Linked DNA regions of Homo sapiens: region 2 is linked to region 1. Evidence: chromatin contacts called from ENCODE Hi-C or POLR2A ChIA-PET data. All regions are on one chromosome and are shown on one strand. Each heading gives the region's core, a stretch centred on a gene start or an enhancer-like site at or near the end of the contact. The rest is flanking DNA. Distances are from core to core; before and after follow the strand shown. Region 1 holds the start of UBAP2 (ubiquitin associated protein 2). Region 2 holds the start of ENHO (energy homeostasis associated).

Region 1 (5,620 bases), core at 1,405-3,904:
CACCCCCACCCCCCAACCCCACAAAGTGTCTTATTAACAAAGGAAATCTTAACAATAAATCATCATTTAAAAAAAAAAAAAAGAGGACTGGGAAATCAACAATTCAAAGCTAACATTTTAGAAGTAAAGGCTTCATGCCGGGCGGGGTGGCTCACGCCTGCAATCCCAGCACTTTGGGAGGCAGGCGGATCACGGGGTCAGGAGATCAAGACCATCCCGGCTAACACAGTGAAACCCCATCTCTACTGAAAAATACAAAAAATTAGCCGGGCGTGGTGGTGGGTGCCTGTAGTGCCAGCTACTCGGGAGGCTGAGCCAGGAGAATGGCGTGAACCCGGGAGGCGGAGCTTGCAGTGAGCCGAGATCAGGCCACTGCACTCCAGCCTGGGCGACAGAACAAGACTCCATCTCAAAAAAAAAAAAAAAAAAAAAAAAAAAAAGAAGGCTTCACTTCAGACCACTCCAAACCTTCAAGAAAGGTTTGTACTTTCTACACATATTTTATACTTAAGAGGGTAGATACCGGGACCAGTTCCCATCACAATACAAGTACATATTGAAATAAACCTATTAGTCTACATGTTCTCACACCATCACACCATTTCTCCCCATACAATAAAAGTCACTCAGGCTAATACTAAGAGAGACACTCCTGGTGATCACTACATAGACTGCACTAGTAACCAGGAAAGGGAAGCAGAGGTGTTATTGTTGTTCCAATATAGTTCTAAAGGCAACTCCATGTGACTACTGCTGATCCAGCCCACATTTAAAGGGAGGACAGAGGAAACCAGAGCAGCAGGAAACAGGCAAGAGAGGCAATTACCACAACCCTTTCCCATGGCCTCATTCTCTCCCATGCCACCACTTTCGGGCATATTTCAATCACAACAAAAACCTTCCTTCTCTGAAAGGTTTCATAATTATTGAGGGTGAGAGGCAACAGGGAAGCAAATGGGGGAAATCAGCGCTGTGGGAAAATCTCTCGTCACACGTATCAACTAGCCATAAGTAGGAAAATCAGGAGTATGCTGGCAGCAAGCAAAAGGGCAGTTTGGGAAACTAATCACTTCTGCCTAATGATAAGAGAAGCCTTCAAAGCAATGGAAGGACAACCCTAGCGAAGGGGCTCCACAGGTGAGTGTATTGAAGGAAACTATCATCTCCAGGGAGTGGAATACATTCCCTTTCCTGAGGTAAAAGGGGAACACACCAATGTAGGATACGGGAGAGCTTAGGTATCATGTTCAACTTCCTTCCACCTTTCACAAACTGGCACTAAAACGGATACACAATTCACAGTGAAAAGTGAGGAATGCAATAACTAGTCGCATACCCCTTGTTGAAAAAAGTGCTGTCACAACGGAAGAGGAATATAAGAACTGGGTTCACCCAAGAAATTATATGCCCTTCAAATAAAAGATAATCTTTGGATACCTTATGGAGACCTGAAAAAACCCTCAACTAGCTGAGCACCGTGGTGCACACTGTAATCCCAGATACTCAGGAGGCTGAGGTGAAAGAATCGCTTAAACCCAGGAGCTGGAGGCCAGCCTGGGCAACATATGGAGACCATATCTCTAAAATTAATAGTAATTTTTTAAAATCTCTCAACTGTTAGGATACACTGGTGCTGTAGAAAGACAATAAGCCTAAATACTGGCAAACCATATACCTTCCTTGAATGTGAGGTAAAAACAATATCCAATAGAAGTGGTAGTAAATGACTGGATTACATCAAACAGGAAATAACAGTAATAATGATGGGATCAACCCCTAAAGCGAGCAAGCATTAGAGACCAGAGTGGTGACAGTTGAGATGCGTGGGCAACTAATTAGACTAAAAACTCAGGGGAAAATGTGGAAAAGCCGAGTGGGAAAGTGATTCAGAGGCAAACAACTGAGTTGTAATGCACCAATGAAAGAATAACATTTTGAGTATGTATTATTAACAGAGAGAGCTTTGCCGTTTACAAAGCGCTCAAAAACCTACATTAAATAATGAACTGTGATATAACCAGACTACAGGAACGGCGGGTGTGGAGGAAAACTGAGTCCCAATTGAGACCAATGCCCTACAGAATTGAAAAGAAGTAGAACTGAACTGTGACTCCGGGTAAGCCAGGAAAGGTTAGAGAGCGCATAAGTTGGGGCTATAACAGGGCCAGTCCCAAGACTAGCTACGGGCGTGAAAGCGGAAAGGTGATGAGATGGGACCGACAGCGTGGCGGGGAAGCTCCAGTCTACTGGCAGGCACCGAGGTGGGAGAGAAAACCACACCCTCCAGGGCAGAAACCCGAAAGGGGGGAGGGGAGGCACCCCTGGGGCTGGGTGGGGCCCAGCCGACCTGGACGGGGGAAAGTAGGAAGAAGCACAGGGCAACGTGAGGGGAAGAGGAAGGAGGGAGCCCGGGCCTGGACGTAGAGGGACCGTGGACCTGGCGAGTGAAGCTCGGCCCGGTCCTCACGGGTGGGCGCCGGGGCAGTCTGCAGGCGGTGGGGTTTCAGACGAGCTGAACCCAGAATTAGAAAGCACACGCTGCAGCGCTCAGGGCCCTGGAAGAGGGAAGGAGAGGGAGAGGATGGCAATTACCGCTGCTGCTCTCGGAGGACCCAAGACCCGCTGCCGCCGCCGCCGCTCGTTACCTGCCAATGTGCCTCTTACAAAGCGGCGGCGGCGGCACAGGCTGCCCAACCCGTCACGTGACCTCGCGTCACGGGCGAAGGAGGAGCCACAACACGTCGCTCGTGCGCGGCTTCAGAGTCAGCCTAGGCGGCGCGCGGCCTCTTCCAGCCACCACCTCCACCCCAACCCCGCGAAGCCAACCGCGTGGAGGTGGGGACCACAGAAAGGAACAAATAAGGGAGACTTGATAATATGTATTGTACTCGGAGTCATCAGGAGAGTATTACCCACCGCATACAAGGTGCCCACAACTGCAGCTCGTCGTCGCGCCGTGATGACCTCACAAAGCACCACAGGTTACTCCCCTGTGGCCGCCCTGTGCTCATCACGTGATGTGGTCCAACCACTCAGGGCAAGCCTGGCCTCCCAAATGTTGCACGAGGGGACCACGACTCCCAACATGCTGCACAGCCAAGGCGACCCCTACCGCAGCCTTTCTCCAGCGGGCTTCTAGACGAACCCCCTAGAGACCTTAGAGCCGAGGGAAGGCCGGGACGGAAAGCGGACTAAGCTGGCTTGAAGGACTAATACCATTGGATGCCGCCCGCCATGTGGCGGAGCGTGGTGCCTGCTGGGAGGTGTAGTCCTGGCGGGGGGTGGGGTTCCGCTCCCACGTTCCTGGGCTCGCTCTGCGCCCTGCCCCCTGCGCGGGAAAACGCCAACGGCTAGCAGCGAGAGCCTCGGCAAGGCGGAAGGTGCGCCCACTTTTAGTCTTTTTCAGTGCGGTTTTACTTTTGCCCTCCCAAGCCCCTTCTGGGTGAAAAGACTAGAATCTACTGAACGCCTACTCCAAGTCAGCCGTTTATTTCTGTTATATCATATAATCAACTCCTTGAGTCCAGGATTTTCCCTATTTAAGGATTTAAAAAAAGAACCTTAGAGTTGTTTGTTGACCGAAGAGACCCAGGTTTTCTGTCTTTAGAAAATTAATGACCTCCTCTCAATAGGATCTGACCTGTTGTCAACTCCAAGAATTACGAATAAATAAGATGATGGTTTATAATTGTAGCATGGTGTTTTAAAGTATTTTCCATTTACTGGCCTGTTTGGATGTGAGGGCGTTCTGGCTATCTTGTCACCCCATAGATCGCCAGGGCTGATTCGGCTGATCTGGCTGTCTAGGCGGGTGGCCCCTTCCTCCCGCACCTCTCCATGTGCGTCCCTCCCGAAGCTGCATATTCGGTCGAAAAGGAGGAGCATCCCCCATAGAAGAGGACAAGTCAAGGATATAGGAGTAGCTGCACGCCCGTGTTAACAAGCTCTCAAGGTCCTCTAAACAAGCTCTCAAGGTCTACTTACTGGCCTGTTTTATCCCAAGCTAGTTACATACAAGGACTTTGCAGTCCCGGCATGCCTTATCTCAATTGGAGCTTTCCTCTGTAATAACACTTCACCGGCTTGTGAAAATTAAATGAGATTATGTAAAATGCCTGCTTGACACATAATAAACCCTCAGTAAGTATCAGTAATCATTTTCACACTCTACCCATCGGGCCCAAAAGGTCTAAGTAAGGTAGAAAGGGGAAATTAGCTTATACTGAACTTTGTACAGGGCACTATGCTAATTACTAATTTGCTAGTTATTAAGTAAAACAATTGACATCTTAAACAGCCCTATCTAGTTCAAATAAAGCCTTTGTTATTCATCTGAATTAAAGAATGCTGCCGGGCGTGGTGGCTCACACCTGTAATCTCAGCACTTTGGGAGCCGGAGGAGGGCGGATCACAAGATACGGAGTTTGAGACCAGCCTGACCAACACGGTGAAACCCCGTCTCTGTTAAAAATACAAAAAAATGTCCGGGCGCGGTGGCTCACGCCTGTAATCCCAACACTTTGGGAGGCCAAGGCGGGCCGATCACGAGGTCAGGAGATCGAGACCATCCTGGCTAACACGGTGAAACCCAGTCTCTACTAAAAATACAAAAAAATTAGCCGGGCGTGGTGGCGGGCGCCTGTAGTCCCAGCTACTCGGGAGGCTGAGGCAGGAGAATGGCGTGCGGAGTTTGCAGTGGGTCGAGATCGCGCCACTGCACTCCAGCCTGAGCGACAGAGCAAGACTCCGTCTCAAAAAAAAAAAAAAAAAATAGCCTGGCGTGGTGGCACACGCCTGTAATCCCAGCTACTCAGGAGGCTGAGGTAGGAGAATCACTTGAACACAGGAGGTGGAGGTTGCAGTGAGCCAAGATAGCACCACTGCACTCCAGGCTGTTCGACAGAGCAAGACTCTGTCTCAAACAAAAAAAAAAACAAAGAATGCTTAAACTGTGCCTTTAACAAACAGAACTGGGCCGGGCGTGATGGCTCACGCATGTAATCCCAGCACTTTGGGAGGCCAAGGTGGGTGGATCACCTGAGGTCAGGAGTTTGTGACCAGCCTGGCCAACATGGTGAAACCCTGTCTTTACTAAAAAAATACAAAAAATTAGCCGGGCGTGGTGGCGGGCGCCTGTAATCCCAGCTACTTGGGAAGCTGAGGCAGGAGAATCACTTGAACCCAGGAGGCAGAGGTTGTCGTGATCCAAAATTGTGCCACTGCACTCCAGCCTGGGAGGCAGAGTGAGACTCCATCTCAAAAAAAAAAAAACAAAAAAAAAACAGAACTTATCATCATCACCATTCATGTGTAGGTGTATCTTATCTCACCTCTTTTGACAATGAGCTAGGATTGTGTCTTGTCTGTTCGTCTTCCTCCTGTTTGCCCTGCTGCTTTATAGAAATGTGTGGGAGCATCAGAGATAAAAACCACCCTTGAGAGTCAAAGACTTAATGGACAGATCAGGCCAGGCATGGTGGCTCATGCCTGTAATCCCAACACTTTGGGAGGCCAAGGCGGGCGGATCACCTGAGGTCCAGAGTTCAAGACCAGCCTGGCCAACATGGTGAAACCCCGTCTCTACTAAAAATACAAAAATTAGCCAGGCATGGTGGCGGGT
Region 2 (5,620 bases), core at 1,443-3,942, 470 kb after region 1:
GGTGCCAGCAGTCAGCCCCCCGCCTTCGCAGAGCTGGATTTCCCTGGCCTGGAAGGTTGTTCCCCTGAGGGTCAGGGAATGGATGCCTTTTCCCACTCCCACAAGCATCAAGACCCCATGTCCATCTGAGGTTCAAGCCAGAGCTGGACTCCTTTTTGCAAGCTGTCAGCTGAGCCCCTGTGTCACCTAACCCGAGTTGGGGAATGATCGTGTCAGGGAGAGGGGAGGCAGGGATCCAGAATTTACTGGGCAGGGGAGGGGTAGGGCACAGCTGGACAGGCTGGGCAGAGGAGGTGGTGCTGGGACCCAGAGAGGGGGGGCCCACCATTCCTCCCTCATGTATACTTTCCCTCTCCCCAGGAAAAGAAGGGGCAGGAGGTGCAGAAGGGTCCAGCTGTGGAGATTGCGAAACTGGACAAACTGCTGAACCTGGTGAGGGAAGTGAAAATCAAGACCTGAGGGGCTGGCCTCAGTCTCTGTCCCATCGCTTGAATACAGTACTCCTAGGGCTTGACCCTGGTACCCAGCCCAGCCTTAGCACCCAGCATGTGACCCCACTCCTGATCAGGTCCCAGCATCTTCCCTTCTTGTTCTGTTCCTTAAGGTCCCAGCACCTTACCCCAGGACTTGGTCTTCAACCACCATTACCCCTCTAACTTTGCACAAATAAACCTGTGTAGAAACCCACCCCACACCTTTAATTGTGCTACCACAGGGCCCTCAGGAAGAGAAGAAAACCTCAGGGTAGAGCCATAGTTCCATTTATTATCCAGCAAACACTGGGAGGACCAGGGGAGGGGCCCAGCCTGGACACCCTCCTATTATTGCCATGGGTTCCAGTTTGCTTCCCCAGCCTAGAGGGCCTAGAGGTGCTCAGCCTAGGGAAAGAGTGGACCCGGCCCCTGACCCTTGGCCCTTGGGATGGAGCATAGTCCAGATGGCCCTGGCTCTAGCACCAACTCATAAGCCCCCACCCCAGGCCCATCTCCTTAGGGCCACTGAGCTCCTATTGGAGCCAAGCTGGCTAGACTCTGGGCCGCTGGGTCCAGCTCCAAGCAGGCGGACTCTTGAGTTCTGGACCCCAGGCTGGCTGAACTCTGGGATCCTAATTCCAGGCTCTAGGTGAGGTGGACTTAGGTCCTGGGCTCCAGGCTAGGCCAGGGGCCTTCAGGGCTGCAGCAGGTAGCTGCCTTCATGGCTGGGCTTCTGGGGTGGTGGGGCCTTCTCAGGACAGGGGCCAGGGCTGGAGTTGGGACTGGATTCAGAGAGAGAGTCAACGTCGGCAGAGCGAGAATGGCAGGCCCAGCAGAGGATGACCCAGAGCAGCAGCAGCAAGAAGCCCACGAGACCGTTGCAGACGATGGCGATGAGGGCCCCCTGGGAGATGGCTGCCCCCATGACAGGCAGCACCCTCAGACCAGCACAGACAGTGGAGCTGCCTCAATGGTGAGGCCCATGCCGAGGCAGGACTCTGGTATGGCCGGCCTTCAGAGGAGGCTGTGCTGTCTGCACGCTCAGTGATTCCTGGGCAGTGGAGATGTCTACCTGCAGTCCTGAGCCTGTTGGGGGTATACAGTAAAGGAGAGGGTGGTGAGGAGGAAGGGTGGGGTGAGGCCTAGGAGGAGAGAGGTAGGGAAGAGAGCCTCCCTCCCACATTTCTGGCCTCCCTGGTGAAAGACCTTGGGTCCCAACAGGCTCGAATACCCCACAGAGCCATCACCCCCATCCACAGGCTTGGTTCTGGCCACCTGAATGAGTGTGTAGCCACCGTGGGGAAGCTGCAGTAGGCAGCCGTCATCTCATTCTCCTTAGACCTGGTGGGCATGCCCTGGTCCTGCCCACCAAGCTTGCAGCCCTCAAAAGCCCTCTGTTGGTGGGTGGGATCCAGGAAGCCCCCAGCCCAAAAGGATGGGGGTTGTAAGCAGCTCTGGTGTGGCCTGGGCGCCTCCTCTCTCCCAGGACTCCAGCCAGCCCGACCAGGAGACCTCCAGAGGCGCCAGCTTGCACAGAGGGAACTTTGTGGAGGCCCTGGCAGGCATGTGCAGGCTCTGTGCGTCCAGGGCTGTGTGCCTCTATGTGGGGCTGCCTCTCTGGGTCAGGTGTGTGTGTGTGTCTGGTGTCTCACTGTCCCTCCGTTGGATGTGTGCCTGTGCCTCTGCACACCCACCTCTGTGTGTGTGGCTGCCTCTCCGTGTGTCCCCATCTCTGAGTATGTCTCCTCTATGTCTCATTTCTCTACCAGTGTGTCTCTGTGTATCTCTGCATCAGTCTCTGTGTCTCTCTCTCTCTTCCAGGCTGTATCCCCCTCTGTTCCCATGGACGTGTCCCTATCCCCTTCTCCGTGGGGTCTTTTCGGTGGTTCCTGTGTCTCTGTCTTTGTGTTCGTCTCTCTCCGCGGCAGTGTGTCTCTGTCTCTTTATCTCCATCTTCGGGTCGCGTGTTCTTGGCCCCCGTGCCCGTGGCGGGAGGCCCTTCTTACCTGAGTTGAGCCTGGTGCGCGCCCGCGGGAGGGTCCGGGGCAGCGGGATGCTCGGCGCCGACTAAGGCTTGGGAGCCTGCGGGCGGGGGGCGGCGGGAGGTGGGAGACCAGCAGAGGCGACGTCCGCTCCCCCGGCCCTCCCCCTCGGCCGCGCAGCCTCCACCGGCCGCTCCCGCCGCGGCGCGACCGGGGCGGCCTCTGCCGCGGGCGGTCTGCGGTGAGCGGGCACCTCCTCCCCTTGGGGCCGCACCTCCTCCGCGGCCGCGGCGCTCGCTCGCTCGGCAGCGCTCGGGCGGCGGCGGCGGGAGCTGCGCGGTGTTCGGCTGGGCTCGGCTGCGTTCGGTTGGGCTCGGCTGGGCTCGGCTACGTTCGGCTGGGCTCGGCCGGGCTCGGCGGCCAGCAAAAACAGCGAAGAGCCTCGCCTCCTGGGAGGCCGGCGGCCTGCGGCCCGGGGGCGGAGCCATCCCAGCGCCGCTGCCGCCACTCAATTGGCTGGCCGAACCCCGGTTCCCGCACCATTGGTGGTGCGCTGAGGTGGGGACCAGCCCGCCTCTCGTGCCGGCGCGGGGCGGGAGGAGGGCCGAAGGAGTAGCTGGCCCTGGATCCTTCCCGGGAGAGGGGATGGGGTGGGGGCAAGGCCTAACCTCTGGTAGGGATTTCTTGCACCTTCTACACCTGGAAGGGTTGTACACCCCACATCCGAGAAAGGCCAAGGCCTCTGCATTTCCACATGTGAGGAAACCACCCCTCTGTATCTGGGAGAGGTCTCTTAAGTAAGTCATCCGGAGGAAGGCCCCGCGTCCCCACACCTGGCAGGAGACTGAATCTCCTCACCTAGGGAACCGCCTATAGTGCAGTCCCGCACTTCCCTCTGCCACCTGGGTGTGGACTCTGCATTCCCACTTTAGAGGGCCCCAGGTTCCCTGGCCCTAAGAGGTGTGAAAATCTCTGGCAACACAGGTTCTTTGGACACATTTACTGAGTTCCTACCCAGTGTTGGTCGCAGGCTTGCTGCCAGGCTGTTGGGGAGTCTGGGACAGAAATGGAGTGTCCTGAGCGATGGTTCTGCCCTGGCTGGAATAGGTGCAGGCGTGGTGGAAATCCTGCCTTGCCATCCTAAAAGCTCCCCTAAGAAGAAGATAGCTTGGACAGGAGCAGTGAGGTAGACCTTGTCCTCCCCGACCTTCACAGGCCAGTGATTGTCACCTATTCTGATCCGGCCGTCTTCTCATCCCGCTCTACATGCTCTCCTTGGAGGATCACATCCCTGAAGCTATATCATGAAGACTCCCAGTGCTCCCAAGTCTAGCCTTAACTTCTCTCTGGAATCCTAGACTCATATAACTAAGTGCCTACTGTAATCGGGGCAGTATTGATTCCTGGTTCACTTACTAACTTTGTGATCTTGAGCAAGTTACTAAATCTCTCTTAGCCTCAGCTTCCTCATCTGTAAAATGGTTGTAATGCTACCTCTCAGGGTTGTTATTCACTAATTTATAGCAGATCGATCACATCTCAGCAAATGCCAGCTGACACAACCCCCAGGACCATGTGACTAAGAGGCCCCTTCCCCCAATCCAATGCCATGAAATTCACATAAGACCCCTGTAAATCCAGATGCTATCTTGAAAGAAGAAAGGGAAGACTGAGTCATCCAAAGCTACCAAAGTACTTAGAGACTGTCTAAAATAAATTATTGGATCCTATAGAGTTTACCAGAGTGGATTACTTTTAGCTCCCCCCCACTGCCCATTACCCAGCAGGGTGAGGGCATTGTGAGAAAGATCAGCCTAGTTATAGGAAACAGAGGAGACTTAAATCATCGCACATCTGAGTGTAATGTGAGCGAATTTTGTGACCCAGCTGCAGGAGTTCAGATTTTATCCTGAAAACAGTGGGGAGCCACTGAAGAATTTTTGAGCAGAAGAGTAATGCGATCATATCCAGAAATTAGTAGGATGATTTGGGCTATGGTGTGGAATGGGGGCTTGAAAGCATTTGAGAGTGAAGGCAAGGATTAATAATAAGGGACTGAAATGATGGAAGGAAAAAGTTGTAGAGAGAAAAGGAGAGCATTGAGGATATTTGGGAGCTGCTGCTGGTGGGACTTAGAGAACTAGAGGATAGGGGAGGTAAGCAGGAAGGAAAAGTCTGGGATGACTCCCGGGTTAGTGACGAGGGATGCTGTGATGCCATTTACTGAATACACAGGTTCAGGAGAGAGGTCCAGGCTAAAGATAATATTTTGTGAGTTGTCAGCAAAAGAATGGTAGTTAAATGAGAAAAATAGATGAGCTCACCCAGGGAGAGAGATAACTAGTTTAAGCAAAAAGATAAATTTATAATCAGATACGGAAACCTAAGGGCAAGGATGACTCAGGAACAACTGAAACTAAGAGATCAAAAGCCACCCAGAAGAGTTCTCTCTCTACCTCTCAACTCTGTTACTTTCTGCCTGCCTCCATTTCCCTCCCCTGTCCCAAGTCCCTGTCCTCCCCATCCCCAGACTGACTTCCAATATGCTTCTAGACCACATGGTAAAAAACGGGACTTCAGACAATTCTAAAGTTTTAAAGCTTGTTGTGTAGGCATCCAAAGAGACTGGCTGCTGCCAGCTCCTCCTCATCCTCCTCATCCTCCTCCTTTCTTTTTTTTTTTTTTTTTTGGTTTGCAAAATTTTCAGGAAATATTTTGATTCAACTTAGATGCTTACCTTTGGACTAATCAATGGTGGTCAAGGGATGAAGATCAAATTGATTAACATGATAACGCTATGGGCAGTGGGGAGGTGGAGGTGGTGGTTTCCAGGGGAAGCAGCATCATAAAGAAGCAAAATGGCAGGTGTCCATACAGTCCACCCTTTGTTTGCCCAACACATATACATCATTTCCTATTATATGATTCCAAAAAGGCCCTCATCTACATAATCCAATCATCCCACGATACAAATGCCAATAAATTTGCCTCCTTTCCAGTGAAGAACAATTCAGTGACACATCCAGCTGCTGCTTCTGGAGATCATAGCACAGATCAGGACCACTGTTCTTCAGATATAGGTTCTCCAGGTAATGTCCCTTCATGCTCTAGTGAGGTCTCCATGAGGTATGAAATGTGGCTTCTAATAATCCCACTACCTTTTAA

Evidence for each region. A loop is a pair of places that touch in the nucleus more often than their neighbours do. ChIA-PET counts read pairs that join two places held with the same protein, here RNA polymerase II (POLR2A). Pooled maps may share reads with other maps.
Region 2: a loop to region 1 is called in a map of naive thymus-derived CD4-positive, alpha-beta T cell, with 11 times the contacts of the local background. The contact joins the promoter of ENHO here to the promoter of UBAP2 in region 1. A Hi-C loop is called at or near these places in 1 of 168 maps with a recorded cell type or tissue (naive thymus-derived CD4-positive, alpha-beta T cell) and 11 of 50 pooled maps. POLR2A ChIA-PET finds 5 or more read pairs at or near these places in 1 of 52 experiments (AG04450).

What each region holds. Positions count from the first base shown.
Region 1 is chr9:34,046,233-34,051,852 of GRCh38, forward strand. UBAP2 (ubiquitin associated protein 2) reads right to left here and starts at 2,655. Exons shown (of 29, transcript NM_001370062.2): 1 at 2,593-2,655. It also overlaps the pseudogene RN7SKP114. RefSeq lists enhancers at 1,765-2,621, 2,622-3,477, 2,758-3,287, 3,478-4,334, 4,335-5,189 and silencers at 2,438-2,487, 2,638-2,727.
Region 2 is chr9:34,520,298-34,525,917 of GRCh38, forward strand. It overlaps ENHO (energy homeostasis associated), which reads right to left and starts at 2,693. Exons shown (of 2, transcript NM_198573.3): 1 at 2,480-2,693; 2 at 746-1,559. The coding sequence starts at 1,398. The coding sequence ends at 1,168. It overlaps DNAI1 (dynein axonemal intermediate chain 1), which reads left to right. Exons shown (of 20, transcript NM_012144.4): 20 at 361-687. The coding sequence ends at 459. RefSeq lists an enhancer at 1,437-1,989 and silencers at 2,619-2,728, 2,749-3,118.